Regions from separate parts of the Mus musculus genome. Here region 2 is linked to region 1. Evidence: chromatin contacts called from ENCODE Hi-C data. All regions are on one chromosome and are shown on one strand. Each heading gives the region's core, a stretch centred on a gene start or an enhancer-like site at or near the end of the contact. The rest is flanking DNA. Distances are from core to core; before and after follow the strand shown.

Region 1 (7,941 bases), core at 1,456-3,955:
GGCCGAGAGTCCTTTGGGTCCTTTTTGGCTCCAGATTTGACTGTGGTGTCTTTGGCCAAGGTACCAGAAATGGCCACAAGAAGCAGGATTGCAGACACTGAAAATTTCTCCATGGCAAATCTGCATGGGAAAGAAACAGAAAGGAAAGAGAATTACAGAGTCTATCGCAGTGGTGGAAAGCAGGTGGCATTGAGATCAGACACCAGGCAGGAGTGGAAAGTCACTTTCTCCAGGATGCAAGAGTTCCCTGGGAATATTTACTATCTATCCATCCGTGGTCTATCCCTTCATCCTCTATTGCTTTATCTATCAGTGGATGCTTGTTGGATCTTATCTTGCAATAGAATAGATAAGTGTATTTTAAGAAAACACATGACTAGTTAAATGTATATATGTTCTGTTAAGGAAATGTACATTTAAAAGTTATACTAAGAAAACACAGTGCTGGAAGGTAATGTGGGGATACCTCGTATTCTCTCCCTCCAGTGGCTCACTATGTAGATGAAGATAGAAAGGTTTTAGGAATAGGCTTAGAGCTAAGACTTCTGAATCTTGCATTTTACAGTGCTAACTCCCACCCGCCCTTCCGGAAACGGTTACCCTAAGCATACATATCTTTACCCTTCCACTGAAATGGGCACATTGCCATTGAAGAACAGATATGAATAACATGGCTGCATTCTTATGTCATTTAGAGTATGCTAGCTTTTCCATGTCATTGGAGACTCATTCCCTCTCCCTAGTGGATCATCTTCTCAAATGATATTAGCTCTGAGCTAACAGACATCAAATGAACATTTTTTTTTAACCTTTGTCTGGGCCTGTATAGGCAGGAGAGGGCATCTACTCCAGTGGACAGATGTATTCTGTGATGTACGTGACCCCAAGAATAAAACCCAAGGTGTTTCTCTGTTAAAGTCCCTTTCTCCCCCTCTGTTATTTGAAAGTTAATACTAAGAAAAACTGTAGTGGATGATAATGAATAGGGCTATAAATGACACAGTACATTGCATGAATGGGGGAAGGAAGGCCATGTAGGTTGTGTTTCATGTCACTAAAGGTACCCATGGCCCACACCACAGGCTGCTGCAGACTTAGAATCTGGTAAAGGCAAATGCTAAAGTTGCCCAGAAAGCAATGTAAAAGCACAGTGTCTATCTCTAGCTTTGGTATGGGTCTTGAAGTCAAATAGACTCTAGGAAGGAAGCAGGGTAGATTGTCTTGGCTTAGTGCTTGGAAGAGGGAAGACCCTCATAAAATATGAGCCTGAATGGGGAGCCTTTGCTAGACTAGATGATTAGCAAGATGTTGCTTAGTTACCAATCCCAAGGGGTGCCCTCAATTAAACTGGCCAGCTGTTATCCAAGTCTTAGAATAGAGACACACAGTGGCTCAGAAAAGCTATAAGGCAGAGCAGTGATATGTCATATTTTTCTACATATATAAGGATGCAGGAATGCTATGCTAACAATGATTCTTATCATCTAAAATTTTATAATAACAACTCAAGTATATTATAATCTAGCAATACCTAGCAGCCTTCTTAGAATTATGAGTTCTGTTTAATATTTAAAGCTGAAGTACTTCATGTGAGACTTATACTATTTCTGGAATACAAGCTGGTTCAGAAGTACAGATTACCTTCCTTGGTTTTATTAACAAATATTTGATTACATGTTGTTTATAGCAGCACTTACATATGTTGAAAATGTAAAAGTAAATTGGTGGCAAAGCGGTGTATTTAGTCCAATTGTTTGCTGTATAAATGGCTCTTAGGACTCCTTGTAATGGCTCTACAGATTACAGGCTGGAACTATTGATATGTCCTATGCATTTTATGACAGGATACGTCAAGGAAGGTTAAGATAACACTGCTGTACAAACATCCCGCTCTGAGATTATGGCTTTCTGAAATTCACTCTACTGCATTTTCATAATGAAAACATTCTATTCTGCACACAGTCTACTCTACAAACATCCTCTGTAAACCCCTTGAAGCACAAAGCCCCAGTGTCTGAAGACATCATGGGGGGGCATTGATAATTTGCAGACCCTCCCCTCCCCCGTGCCATTGATCACCCCCTCCCCCAAACTGGTGCATTTTACTGTTGCTCTGCCCCCATCTTGTCTTGAACAATTAATGTCCACGTTGGCACTGCCTATAACTCTGTTGCTGTTGCTTCAGGAAGTGCCCAGCTCTCCCTTCTGACAGTCTTAAAAACTGAAGACGACTTAAGTACACTGTTTCCTGATTTGCAATAATCCCAGGGGTTCGTCTGAGCTGAGTTTCTACAGTGGAGGAACCCAGGGGCCTTTGCGTTACCCTTGCGTTACCTAGTGGGAGAGGAGCAGCGATTCACCCAGAATTCTCTGAACCCTAACACAGGTTTGAAAACTCTTGATTTCACCCTCCCACTCACAAACCTCCAGTTCCCTGAGGGGTCAAGTGTCACACTGAACCTAGGCATGCATGCGATCCTCCACTGCTCTTTGCTAAAGAAAGGCCCCTGCAAGCTGCCATGAGATTGGGCGATACTCTTTCCAGAGCCTGCTTTCTGCCCCGGGAACCTTGGCTTCATCCTGTCGGTTGAATACCTGCAACTGTGTGCACAGCAACCAAAGCTTACTCTAGCAAGTGCAATGCTTGTCAATTGCCTTACCTGGGCTTCCCACCCTCCTGCTTTGTGTGAGCCGCAAGGGTTGCCGTCCAAGTTTCTCAGTGTGCCAGCGCAGCGCTGAGCCTGTATTTATGGGCAGAGCACACCCCAATCCCACCCACTAATCCTGTTTCCACAGGCTGCTAACTCAGAAGCAAACTTTTCCTCTCCCAAGCAATTGTCTTCTCTGGGTTAAGACGTTCCTTGTTTGTTTGTTTGGTCTTTTTTAAAGCAGTCGTTGAAAAGGCTGTTGATTTTGTTTGAGTACCAGCGTTTTTTAACTGTTGTTGAAGGTATTATTGTGAGTAGTTTTGGAAAAGCTGGGCAGTATGCCAAGTCCAGGTAAGCTTTAAATGAAGACGTTTGATTGGTCTGAAGGCTGATTTGTCTGTATGTGATTGGATAGAAGTTGTGGTTTATAGGTATTCATTTCCTCCCTCTTGGGCAGATTGCATTTATTTAGCTTTTTTTTTTTTTTTTTTTTTCTTAAGGATGATTCACAGTTCTAATCCTTCTTACAGTTATACAGCTGGCCATGCTCGATCACAAGACATGTTATTTTCCACAATATCATTTTTTGTGTGCGCTTTAATCACAGGTATAAACCCCGCAAATCATCGCCATGGACTCTTCAAACTCGGAGAGGTTATTGAAGAAAGGAAGGATAGGATAATGTTGTGAGCTAATAATGGCCCTGATGATTAATATATGTGTACAAATGTGTGTTTGTGGGTGTGCATCGCAACATCAGGAGATCACAAAGAATGACCACACAGTACCACCTCAGTAGCATAAAAGAATTACCCTCGCCTACGCATCTCAAAGCTACTGTAGATATTGGCTTCGTTTCAGGACTGATGTACCAAGGATGCCACAGATACCCCAGTATGTGCAGGATGTTGTAATAATTACCTCATCTTTGTTGTACCATAACCAGAGCTTTACCAGCATGAAATTAGACACAGGAATACTCCAGGATAGCTGTTATATCATTATAGTGAATTACAGCAAATTAGAGATGTTTTTAATTACCAAGAGGTATGGTTGAGATGTGTTTTAAAGGAATCCATGTGCTGTAATTCCCAGGACCTCATCAGATGATCATACACAGAGAGAGGGTCTTAAAGAGAGATTAAGCATTTGTTAAGTATGTGCAAGGCTCTGAATTTGATTCTAAGTACCACAGTAAGTAAATAAAATGAAAGTAATTGAAATAAATGAATAAGAAATTTAAAGTAAGTGAAATAGGTCATTAGACTGGGTTCTAATCTAATATGACTGTTATTCTCATAGGAAAGAAACTTAGGTCAGAGACACAGGCACATAATGACTTCATCTACAGGCCAAGAAGAGAAGAACCTAACGCTGCTGACACATCAATGGTCTGTGTGGAGCCTCCAGGATTGAGCGAAGGTGAATCGCCGATGCTTCAGCCTCCCAGGCTGTCCTGTTCCTGTGGAAGCAGGGACCCTACGTTCATCCCAAGCCTCTTCCTCTTCCTCAGTTCACTCTATGTTCACGACTATGTCGCTCTGAACTGTTGCATGGAACTCTGTTACAGGCGTGGAAACTAAAGTTTCAGGGTGTTCAGTGTCACCTCTGATATCATCATCCAGAGTGTGGAAGCAGGATGCTGACTGTAATTGACCCGAAATCCCACCCATTTCCCAATGCCTAAGATAGTGGAGTAGAAGAGCCCTGGCTTTCCTCCTAGCTCTGCCCTCAACTAATTGTAGGGCCTTTAGAAAACTATTGACTGTTCTATTTTTGTTTGCTTAATCGTTTGTTTGGTGTTTCTAATCTGTAAAATAATGGTTTGAATAGAACTAAAGGCTAAATAGTGATATTTAGATATGTGAGAGCAATTCTAGTTAAGGTTTTTACCTCAAATCAGTTTTTTTTAATCAATCATCTTTTAAAAAAATGGTCTCTGTAGACCTTTTAGAAGCATAAGCAAATGGAGTTATTTCAAGAGTCACTAGCCCACAGCATTTCTAGGTATGGTAAAGTTCACTCATTTAAAAGGTTTCTTTCTAGACCTTTCGTGCCCCTGGCTCTTTGTCAGTGAAGATTCCTCTGTCCAGACTTTTTATTTTATTAGATATTTTCTTTATTTACATTTCAAATGTTATCCCCTTTCTTATTTTCCCCTCTGAAAATCCCCATCCCCTCCCTCCTCCCTCCTCCCCCTGCTCCCCAATCCACCCACTCCCATTCCTGCCTCTGGCATTCCCCTACACTGGGGCATGGAACCTTCACAGGACCTAGGACTTCTCCTATCGATGACTGACTAGGCTATCCTGTGTTACATATACAGCTGGAGCCATGAGTCCCACTATGTGTACTCTTTGGTTGGTGGTTTAGTCCCAGGGAGCTCTGGGGGTAGTGGTTAGTTCATGCTGTTGTTTCTCCTAGGGGGCTGCTAACCCCTTTATCACCTTGTGTACTTTCTTTAGCTCCTTCATTGGGGACCCTGTGCTCTGTCCAATGGATAGCTGTGAGCATCCACTTCTGTATTTGTCAGGCACTGGCAGAGCCTCTCAGGAGACAGCTATATCAGGCTCCTGTCAGCAAGCTCTTGTTGGCATCTGCCATAGTGTCTTGTCCAGACTTTTTGCATATGGCTTTGTGAGCAAATCACAGAGCTGAATTTTTAAAGAGAAAACTTGTGTTCCAACTTTAAAATTCTCAGTATGTGCATGGCGGGGTGGGGGTGGGGGATTCTAGACATTTGTATAAAAAATGAGGTAAGTGGCTTTCTGTTTGTCTGCCTAAAAAGGAAAGTTTACATGAAATGAGAAAATACCTCTGATGTATCTTTAAACTCTCTGGAGGAAACTTATTCTGCTTCAGAGGTCAAGGTATGTTATTTCTAGGTATCTAGTTTTGATAATATCTTAATGGGTTTCTATGAGGAGAACTTGTTAATTCCAAAGAACTATTGGATCAATAGAACTAAGCATGGTACCAGTGATCCTTAGAGTTGTCATAATAAGGATGCTTATATTTGACATGTCTGTGCTGACAGTTTAAAGACTACTAAACAACCATATTTCTAAGTACTTTATTTCCTATTTTGGATACTTTCTGAAGACAAATAATAGCTAGCAATTATTGAACATCCAGGATATTTTTGTATAGTATTTATCATTTATTTTATGTGTGTGTCAAGGCCTGTGGCAAGATCATAGGATAACCATGGGTGCTAGTTATCAGCTTCTACTTTATTTGAGATGAAGTCTGCCTTCTTCACTGCTGAGTAAGACAAGCTTGTGTGTTAACTGAGATTCTCTTGTCTCTAGCTCCCTTCAGGGACTGTAGACACATGTGGAACAATATCCAGCTTTTATGTAGGTTCTTCAGATCAAGACTCAGGCTGCTAGGCTCATGACAAGTGTTTGATCCACAGCCCCATAACCTCAGCCTATTTCCCCCCTTCATCAAATAGTCAACAATGCTAAGCAGCAAGTGCTATGCCAGGCATTAAAATACAAAGGCGGAGAAGTTATGGTACATTATTGAGTTAGACAGAAACAGAAACAGATAATTGAAATTCAGGGTGATATTACCCCTGCTTTAAGTTTCTAATAATATGATTGAAGAAGTAGGATATTAACACTAAAAATTCACCATCCACATAAAACTAGGATGCAGGAAAAGACAAGAAAGTAGTACAGACTCCGGGAATTATTTTTTCAGAGGAGGTAGGGCTGTCCACTACCTCAGATTAGTACTCAAATTAATGCTAAAAATGGAGATGTTTTTGAAAAAGTAATGAAGAATTTGCATAATGTATTCATGGGATATTTACTGGCTGAGTCTAGCTGGAGAGAGTCTGAGTAGCTCTCATATAGGTTGGAAAGATGTCTCATTGTTTGTCAGAGTGAGACCGTTTACTATATTATGAATGTATAATAATATATTACATTTGTTCATATTGTCATATTATTTAGACTTTCCCTTCAATAGGAAGTATGTGGTGGTTAAAAAGAATGCTACAGTTCAGATTGAGTTGAATTCAAACCTAGCTGTATGGCATTGCACACCTTATTAACCTAGGATCATAACTAAATCTCTGTGCTTTGGCCATACAGTTTGTGAAGTGAGCTAGCAATATATACTTTATAGGATATATAAAATGTTGTAAAGAAATAAAGTCAGGCTCAGACATTAACAGCATTTGCTGCACATGGTGGCTCAAAACCATCCTTAATTCCAGTTCCAGGCGATAAACACGTGGGACACAGGCACACACACACACACACACACACACACACACAAACATTCATACACATAAGATAAAATAAAGACATTTATTGATAAAAATCAAAGTCACTAGCACATAGAAAATAATCAAGACATTAAATATTAATAAATAACATATAACTTGCTTCTATGTGTTATGGTCTCAGATAGTCAGCTCCAGGACATTAGAATCTTAGTTTTTAAATGATGATGATGATGGTGATGGTGATGATTGTGTGGTTTGTTTGTGTATGTATGTGAGGGTGTCCACAGAGACAAGGGTATTGGATCCCCTGAAGCTGGAGATACAGCTAGATGTGAGCTTCCTGAAGTGGATACTGGGAACTGAACTCAGGTCCTCTAGAAGAGGATGGCCTCTTAATCCAAGAGCCATCTTTCCAAATCCTTAATTACTTTTTGATTAAAGCCTATTGGAGCTCTTAAACCTTCAACACATAGTTAATTTGCCATAGTAACAACCTTACTAGACTTTATAATTTTCTTTTAAGAGAAGTTTATCAGATAGCTAGTCACAAGTAGGTCAAAGACACAGAGTTAGTAGTAGAGAGAGGATCCACAGTTCCCTCTAACTGCTGCTGATAAATCAGATATTTCTTTCAGGCCATCAAGCCACCTTTCAATGTCAGGATTATAGACACAAAGTTACTGCAATCTTTTCAAAGCTCAGTAGGACATCCTCATTTATTGATGTCATATCATCATCTCCTTGCTACCTGTAGCAATTAAGAGAGGAACAGGTTTATTCCTGTGGTAAATCAAGGTTCCTTGATCTGGAGACTACCTTCTTCTTGACCTCCAGTAATATACTACTACATATACGGTAGTATAGCGACAGTCAGTGGCTAAAAGCTGGTCATCAAGTAATCGTTAATGTTACACCACTAGATGTGTTTCTTCTGGAAGAATTTGGAACAGAAGGCCCAGGATCAAACTGTGGCAATAATAATTCAGATGAGAGAGAGAGAAGAGGTATTTGCAGAGCACAAATGTAAATGACATAGGAAGACCACAGAATATG
Region 2 (7,941 bases), core at 1,424-3,923, about 49 Mb before region 1:
TTCCTCTATCAAATGGGTTGTTGCTTGAACTTTTCATATAACTTCTACCAGGAAAAATAAGTAAATTTTACCAGCCCTTCATGTATGGTCAATCACTGATCTAACTCCTGTTCTTCAGTGTTATCTCTGAGATGTGGATATACGGGGTTTAACTTGGACATCTGGGAAAGTCACAGATAGTAAATACTTGAAATATATATGTTGTAAAATCAAAGCCAAGGTTCATTCGGTGGAAGTTTTAGGTACCTCAAGGCAGTTCTGGAAAGTGTACCCCAGTTTACAGTGCCTACCTACCATACAGAAGGCTCTGGGCCTGATTGCCAGTGGCGGGGGCGGGGGTGGGGTGGGTACAAATGCTTGTAAACAGGAAAAATACTTGTTTATCATCTAAAGTCTTTCCCACTTCTCCTGGGAAAGTGGGTAACCTTTTAACCCTGCTGACCTGTTACAGGGCTTATCTCAATTGCAGTTCTGAGAATTACAGGGCTTGCAGTAAAGAAGTGGAATATTGAAGTTACCAGAGAATACCGTTAGGATGACCTGGATGAAGTATGCAGGTGGATGGGAAAGATGTAGTGGTTAAGTCTCAGGCTGTGCTGTTAAGGTTCCAGTTACTATGAACTCAAAAGCCTTTGTCTTATGACTTCCATAAATTCCTCTTGCATGGCATCAAGTGTTCTCTGGTACAATAGTGCCATCTGCTGTTGAAAAATGATCTAAGATCTAAGATCTTAGAATACAAGTCCTCACCATGGCAACAGCAGATGGTCAGAAATCTGTAACATTCATATATCAAGTGATAGGAGAACAATGTAAGTATGAAAAGAATAAACTTTGGGGTCAAAATCCATTTGTAGACTTTTAAGTGCAAAACCATAGCCTGTCTGTCCCATTAGCCTAACAAGAGACTCCTGTTTTCTGACGTGTGCCTTCCCCCCTAAGGAGCAGTGACAGCCGCTCTATTAGATTTCTATTTTCTTTTCTGAAAAATGTCAATTTTTCAGAGAGGAGAAAATAGAGCATTCTGTCCATGTTTTTGTTTCCAAGAACAAGTATAAACTTAAGCTCTGTAGAACTGAAATTCTTTCAAGTCCTTTCGATCATTTTGATCATGCCCAAAACAACCAAACTGGACAACATGCTTTTCAGTTCAGTTGAAGAGCATTTGCCTTTGACAGTAGGCGTGCACAACAGCATATCCGCTTTATAAACAGGTATATTATCTGCTTCCCTCCGTTCCAGCATAGTCAAAATAACTGAGAATCATACAGTTTCAACAAACCTTGTTCCTTACCATTGTCATGAACCCCCATCAGAGCCATCTTCTGTTTGTTAATGGGAAGAGGCATGTGGGATTTATACAGGCTCACCTGTTGGAGATGTTTGTGTAAACTTTCACAAATAAAAGCTAGCAGAAACCATTTGAGGTGTATTTGTCTGTTAATCTTTAGTGCCCCTTTGTCTGGGTGAGCAAGGATTCCTCTATAATTGTTGTTTTTTAAAGCACAGGGAGTGAAAACAGATAAATTAAAGAAAAAAAAAGTCACTGATTTACTGCAGGGCACTTAAGCAAAAGGATGTTTTAATCATTATGCTAATGAAAGAAATCTTGAGCAGATTTCCTCAGAAGGCTAGAGCTTTGAGAGCCAGTAAGATGGCTCTGTGGATAAAGGTTTTGCCATGCAAATCAGGCAACTTGAATTCAATCGGCACACACACACACACACACACACACACACACACACACACACACACACAAAACAGAGCCCTAATCACCTACTCCTTTGCTTTAGTTTCCCACTGTCCACAGGAAACACCAAACTGTACAACATACAAAGTGTACTTCCTGCTTCTGCCCAACAAGTGTAATGGCGCCAGTCCCATAACCTTAGTTTCATCACGCCCTGCCCTTTCCTAATTCTGGGGCCAGACTGCAGGGTTTGCCTCTCAAGTTCCTCCTAACTAGCTGTATCACCTAAAACAATCCCCACCCCACCCCCAACAGACACATAAACATTGTTTTCATGGCGCTCTGAGGATCTGGGGCCATAATATCATTAAAAAAAAAAAAAAAAAGAAAAGAAAAGAAAAACAAAACCCTTTAGCATTGTCCCAACTTAGGCAACCCTGTGGTGGTCATAGTCCTGCAACTTTATAGACTTAATGAAGAAGGAAAAGGAGGAAAAGGAGGAAAAGGAGGAGGAGGAAGAGGAGGAGGAGGAGGAAGAGGAGGAGGAGGAGGAGAGGAGGAGGAGGAGGAAGGAAGAAGGAATTGTTAAAGTTGTCAGAAGTCTAATGTTTTAGCTTGCTCCATTATCTTTGCTACACTATCGCTACAAAAAAAAAAAAAAAAAAAAAAAAAAAAAGGAGCCCTGCCCAACAAGCCAAGTGACAGCTAACACAGTCACAGCTCCTGGGACAAACGTGTCGCCAGGATTAGCCTGGACCACCTCCAAAATGTGACGCAGTCTGGAAAGCTGGTAGGGGGTTGTAGGGAAGCGGTCTGCAAACCCGCCGTGTGGTCACTCTTCCGCTTCCACGACACTCGCGGGTGTGAAGGCCAGCGACGCCCAAGGTGTGCGGGACGCATCTGCAACAAGTGGGCACGCGAAAGGCGGAGGGAAAACCTCGGCGAGCCGGAAACACTAAGAACCGCTTCCGGGTCAGGGGGCAGGAGCCACCATGGAAGCTCCCTGGGCCGCGGGGCCACCTAAGCCGCTGCCTGGCGTCTGAGGCCATTGAGGCGCTAAGCGGCCGGCCCTGCCCGCCGTGGATACGCGGGCGGCTCCCGGCGAGCTGCGGCCTCCGCCGCCATGTCGGTGCTGGGCGAGTACGAGCGACACTGCGATTCCATCAACTCGGACTTCGGAAGCGAGTCCGGGGGTGGCGGGGACTCGGGCCCGGGCCCCAGCGCTGTCCCAGGGCCGCGAGCCGGCGGCGGGGCGGCGGAGCAGGAGGAGCTGCACTACATCCCCATCCGCGTTCTGGGCCGCGGTGCCTTTGGGGAGGCCACGCTGTACCGCCGCACCGAGGTAGCGGCCCTCGGCTCCGGCCGCTGCCGGGCCTCCCCGCGCCCTCCTTCCCGGCCCCGCTTTCCAGTGCTGCTTGCCCCTGGCCCTCTATGGTCAGGCGTCCCTTGGGGTTTAGGTCTCGGGAACCCCACCGTGCTTTCGCTTCCCCTGCTGTAGGACATTGGTTTAATCACCGCTGTCACTGAGCGAGTCATTGAGCGGTCTTTTGCATTTTAGTTTTCCCATTTGTTAATTGGACTTAGCGATAACAACCTCGCCCCCCCCCCCAAAAAAAAAACCTTTACTTTTTTAAAGGTTATTTTGAGGTCCAAACGAAGGTGCTTTGCACATTGGGAACAATATAAAAAGCTTACTTGCTCTTTGGGAACAGTCTGTAAAAGCTTACTTCCTTTCGTATAGCTGTTGAAGGGCGGGATGGGGAGTTGGTGTGTACTTCCAAATAGCCACACTGGCAGCTACAACACACTGCTAGCCCTGTAGGCTTTGTTTTCTTGTTTTTGTTTTTGTTTTTTTCATAAATGATCACTCGGAGGATTTCCTTGATCACCAGAAAGATCATTGTTTGTTTGTTTGTTTTCTTGCTTTTCCTTCAGTGATTGTATAAGACAAATACTTTATTGGTGGAGTTGAGTCTGGAGAAACAAGGACCCCTTTCTTTGAGAACCCAAGGAAGCTAAGTCATTTTTCCCACCTTCTTGCATAAGGTCACAATGGAGAGACCCATGAGTTACTGAATCCAAAATTAAGAATGTGTACTGATTTAAAACCCTGTAGTGAGTCTACCTCCAAAAGTTAACCATAACTTGAGTCTAATCACCACAGCCTTAAAACTCTAGCTTTAGGGTAAACATTTAATGAGAACTTGCTGAGGTTGCAAAAGGTGATTCATGCACTTGCAATTCTAGTGTCTGCTCCCAGCCAGAACTTTTTGTGCTGGGGATAAAACGGGCTTTGCCAGTGCTCAGAAGGCATTCCACTACTGAGCCATACCTCCAGCGTCCAGCATATATCTATGAAAGATGGAAGAAAAGTAGTTGCAAGAAAATATCTTTGTGTTCTTTTCTATTCCAGTAACCAACCCATTAGTGGACATTATCATCTGTAGTCGCCTATGTTCTTATTTGTGCCGATTATTTTCTAGCATTTAAGTCAGTATAGTTAAGTGGCTCACTTTCTCACCGTTGAGCAGTGAGTACCAGTTTCCTATCTCTGTCTTATATGTCATGTTCAACTTGGTTACTAGCTTTGAGTTAATTTTATCACACTTCTCAGAACTGTATGACGCTATCTCTGTCACATGGTATTTATAAGATATGAACTTACAAAGCTTCTGAGAAGTAGCCCTTTCCCTCTAGGTTATAGTTACAGCAAGAAGACCAGCCAGTCATGTTAGTAACAGGGTCTTAGGTGTGGATATCCCAAGGAGACAAAAAAAAAAGCACTGAGGACTCCTCGCGGGCAGTGCAGGCTCTGAGGATGAGTGGTGTTTACACATATGGGAAAAAGTTTAAAGTTTTCCAAAAGAAACTTGCTGAGGTATCCTAAAGGAATGTTACAGTGGGTGCTGGTAGGCCAGGAAGCAGTAGCTAAAGAATGCGAAGTACCCCAAAATGGAAGTGACTGCACCTTATGAGGATTAAAAAAAGCAGGGGCCTGTGGGATTGGGGGGGGGGGCGTCTTATTCAGAAAGAGTAAATGAAAGTCACGAAGTTTAAGTTTATGGAATCAGGCAGGTTTAATATTTGCGTTTTATAAGCCCCTGCTGTTAGCTGGAGATAGTGCTGTGCACTTCTTCCTCAAATTCCAGTTCTGCCCCAAGTCCCATTATCACTAGGGACCCGCAGGATCCCTCAGTAGAATTCCTGAGATCAGGTCCCATCTAATACTAATACCCGGAACTAATACTGTACAAATTAAGAGTAGCAACAAAGTAGTGTTTTGATTTTTTTTTCTATAATTTTTCTGCATGTGTGTGGGAGTCAGTTCTTCCGCTGTACAGGTTCTTGGGGCTCAAATTCAAGCTATCAGACTTAACAGTAAACACCTTTACCCAGTAAGCCATCTTGCCAGCCCTCAAAATAACACTATATATATTTTTAAAAGATTTAGTTTCAGTTTTAATTCACTGTCTCTATGTGGGTATGTGCAAGTGAGGGTCGTCCCTTCAGAGGTCAGGAGCATTGGGTCCCACCCGGGCCCTCCCAGAGCCAAAGCTATAAGCATTTGGAAGCTGCCCAGAGTGGACACTGGTAATCAAACTCTGGTCCTCTGCAAAAGCAACATACTCTCTTAGACACGTAACCATCTTTCCAAGCCAGAAAATGCCACCTTCAGTCTTTGTCTCCCCTAGTTCTTCAGCAAAGTATAATAACTGTGCAGAACCTTAAGTCTGTCAAAAGGAGTAAAGAGTCATTCTTTGCCCCTCTAGGAGGCTCCTTTCTAGGCTCCCAGGTTGGGTTTGGATCCGTGCACTGCCAGGCGGGAGGGAAACACACTGGTCCTGCTCCTGTGTTGCAGGACGACTCACTGGTGGTGTGGAAGGAAGTTGACTTGACCCGGCTATCTGAGAAGGAACGTCGAGATGCCCTGAATGAGATTGTCATCCTGGCACTGCTACAGCACGACAACATCATTGCCTACTACAACCACTTCATGGACAACACCACCCTGCTGATTGAGCTGGAGTACTGTAACGGTAAGCAGTTCTCAGCGGGGTGGCCTTCTTACTACAAGGGAGAGAAAGGACCTGTAATGATAAAACTTCAAATGCATTTCTGGAGAAGTGGCTGAGGTCTTGCAGAGTTGATGATGTTCAGAGTGTGGGGAGAGTTTCCCTCCATCATTCTTTCTTATAGGTAGAGTTCCAGCCATCTCCAAGTTACTGAGTTTTGTGGTGGGGGATAGATTCTTTCTAGTTTTTGTTTGTTGTTTGGTTTTTATGAGTCTCGTGAGTCTCGATACATCTCAGGCTTGTATAACCCAGATTGGCCTTGAACTGACAGCAGTCCTGCTCCTGTCTCTGAAGGGCTGAGATTGCAGGTATCAGCCACCACTCCTGGCTCTGCAAATCATTTTGTTCAGTTGTATTTTGTATATATTTTTCAGGGCTTTCCTCATGGAATGACAGTTCATCACTTTAGACATAACACAGCACCACATGGTGCAAATGTTTAATGAACACTTATATGGGGTATTTATTTACATGAACTTAAGCTAATGCTATTCTGCTAATAAATCTAAAGATCATAACTGAATGAGAAAGGCAGTGTGGTGTGACCTTATGTTTCTGGTTTCTGATTTCTTGGACACATTTTATAGATAGAGATATAGATAAAGATATAGATAGAGATAGATAGCAGTTCTGCCTTGTTGAAAAAACTAAATTCTAACTGACCTCCCTCCCTCCCTGAGTTCCACTGCCCTCTAACTGTGGGGACACAGCCTTGTGCCTTAGTTGCCTCATCTTCGATGAATTTGTTGATTCTTAGGATTTATGAAGTGAGTTCTTACTATGAAGCAAGTGTTTGCTAACAGGCCTTATTATCTGCCAGTCTTATTACACATGAGACTCTCCAGAGTCCTTCTGAGCTGCACACAAAGGAGGTGCTGGCCTGTTCATCTGCACTGTTGCTTCATGATTAGTTCTGGTTCTGAACAACCCTAAATATACACTTTTTTTTTAAGATTTATTATTATTTTTTAATGTGCATTGGTGTTTTGACTGCATGTGTGTCTGTGTGAGGGTATCAGATCCCCTGGAAGTGGAGTCACAGACAGTTGTGAGCTGCCATGTGGGCGTTGCCCCATAAGTAATTTTTTTTTTTTTTTTTTTTTTTTGGTTTTTCGAGACAGGGCTTCTCTGTGTAGCCCTGGCTGTCCTGGAACTCACCACTGCCCGGCTCTAGGAAACCTTTTTAGTACAAAGAAAAAGTTATTTATAAATAATGTATTTTTAAACCAGTGCATCATAGGTGCAATCTCCAGGTTCTAGTAGTCACACTGACAGAATTGCTACAAAAATATTGAGTCTAGAAATCATACACTGGGCTTTGACGCTGTCTCCCTAGAGATGCACGAGTGAGCTGCACTCTCGGGGTTTTAAAGCTGAGAGTCCCATTTTTGTATTGAGCATCTTGTATGGGAAGGTGGGACTTTTGACAAATATTTCTGACAGGAAGATGAGAAGAATTTTGTTTATATAAAAAAACACAAGAGGGAAGAAATAATTTCCTTTGGGAAGGAAGCAGAACCCTTCATTTCCTGATGTCACCTGTTAGAACCCCTATTAATACAGCACCCAAGCGTTCATCTCCATTGAGCAACTCAACCTGTGTTTTGTTTAATTGCAGGAGGGAACCTCTATGACAAAATCCTTCGTCAGAAGGACAAGTTGTTCGAAGAAGAGGTAATTTCACGTGTGGCAGGAAGCTAGATTGTGTTTGAGTCTGCATTCTGGTTCTTTCTTTACTCTTCCAACAATGAAGAGTGTCCTTTTCTTTTGTTCAGACTCCTTCCAGGCTCTGAGTGATATTCATGAGAAAGGAGACCTGTAACACGGAAGCTGTCTATAGCTGCTTCCTAACCGTTTTACCTCCACACCAGGATTCACTATGGGCTTTCTTTCCTGGTTCTATTACTGCATACTGGTATGCCCAGTTTTCTGTCCCTTTGCATTCTTCCTGGGGTTCTTTCCACAAGTCTGCTTTACCATACTGTATGTAATGATCTTGGAACTCTTTTAGATGACCTGTGTTTTCTTTTTACCCTTAATACTTTTCTTTGCCTACTCAACCTACAAGCAAGGACTATCAGGTTATGCTGAGTTGCAACCTCTGGTTGCAGCTTCTTTGGTGTGTGTGTGTGTGTTTTGTGAGTGTGTTTTGTGTGTGTGTTTATTTAAATGGGGTTT

The links. Hi-C counts contacts between places; a loop is a spot of excess contacts on that map.
Region 2: a loop to region 1 is called in a map of T-helper 1 cell, with 207 times the contacts of the local background. The contact joins the promoter of Nek9 here to the promoter of Agr2 in region 1. A Hi-C loop is called at or near these places in 2 of 37 maps with a recorded cell type or tissue (T-helper 1 cell and T-helper 17 cell).

What each region holds. Positions count from the first base shown.
Region 1 is chr12:35,987,689-35,995,629 of GRCm38, reverse strand. It overlaps Agr2 (anterior gradient 2), which reads right to left and starts at 2,705. Exons shown (of 8, transcript NM_011783.2): 1 at 2,661-2,705; 2 at 1-120. The coding sequence starts at 113.
Region 2 is chr12:85,334,094-85,342,034 of GRCm38, reverse strand. It overlaps Nek9 (NIMA (never in mitosis gene a)-related expressed kinase 9), which reads left to right and starts at 2,673. Exons shown (of 22, transcript NM_145138.2): 1 at 2,673-3,032; 2 at 5,550-5,727; 3 at 7,382-7,437. The coding sequence starts at 2,814. It overlaps Tmed10 (transmembrane p24 trafficking protein 10), which reads left to right. Exons shown (of 5, transcript NM_026775.4): 5 at 1-1,421.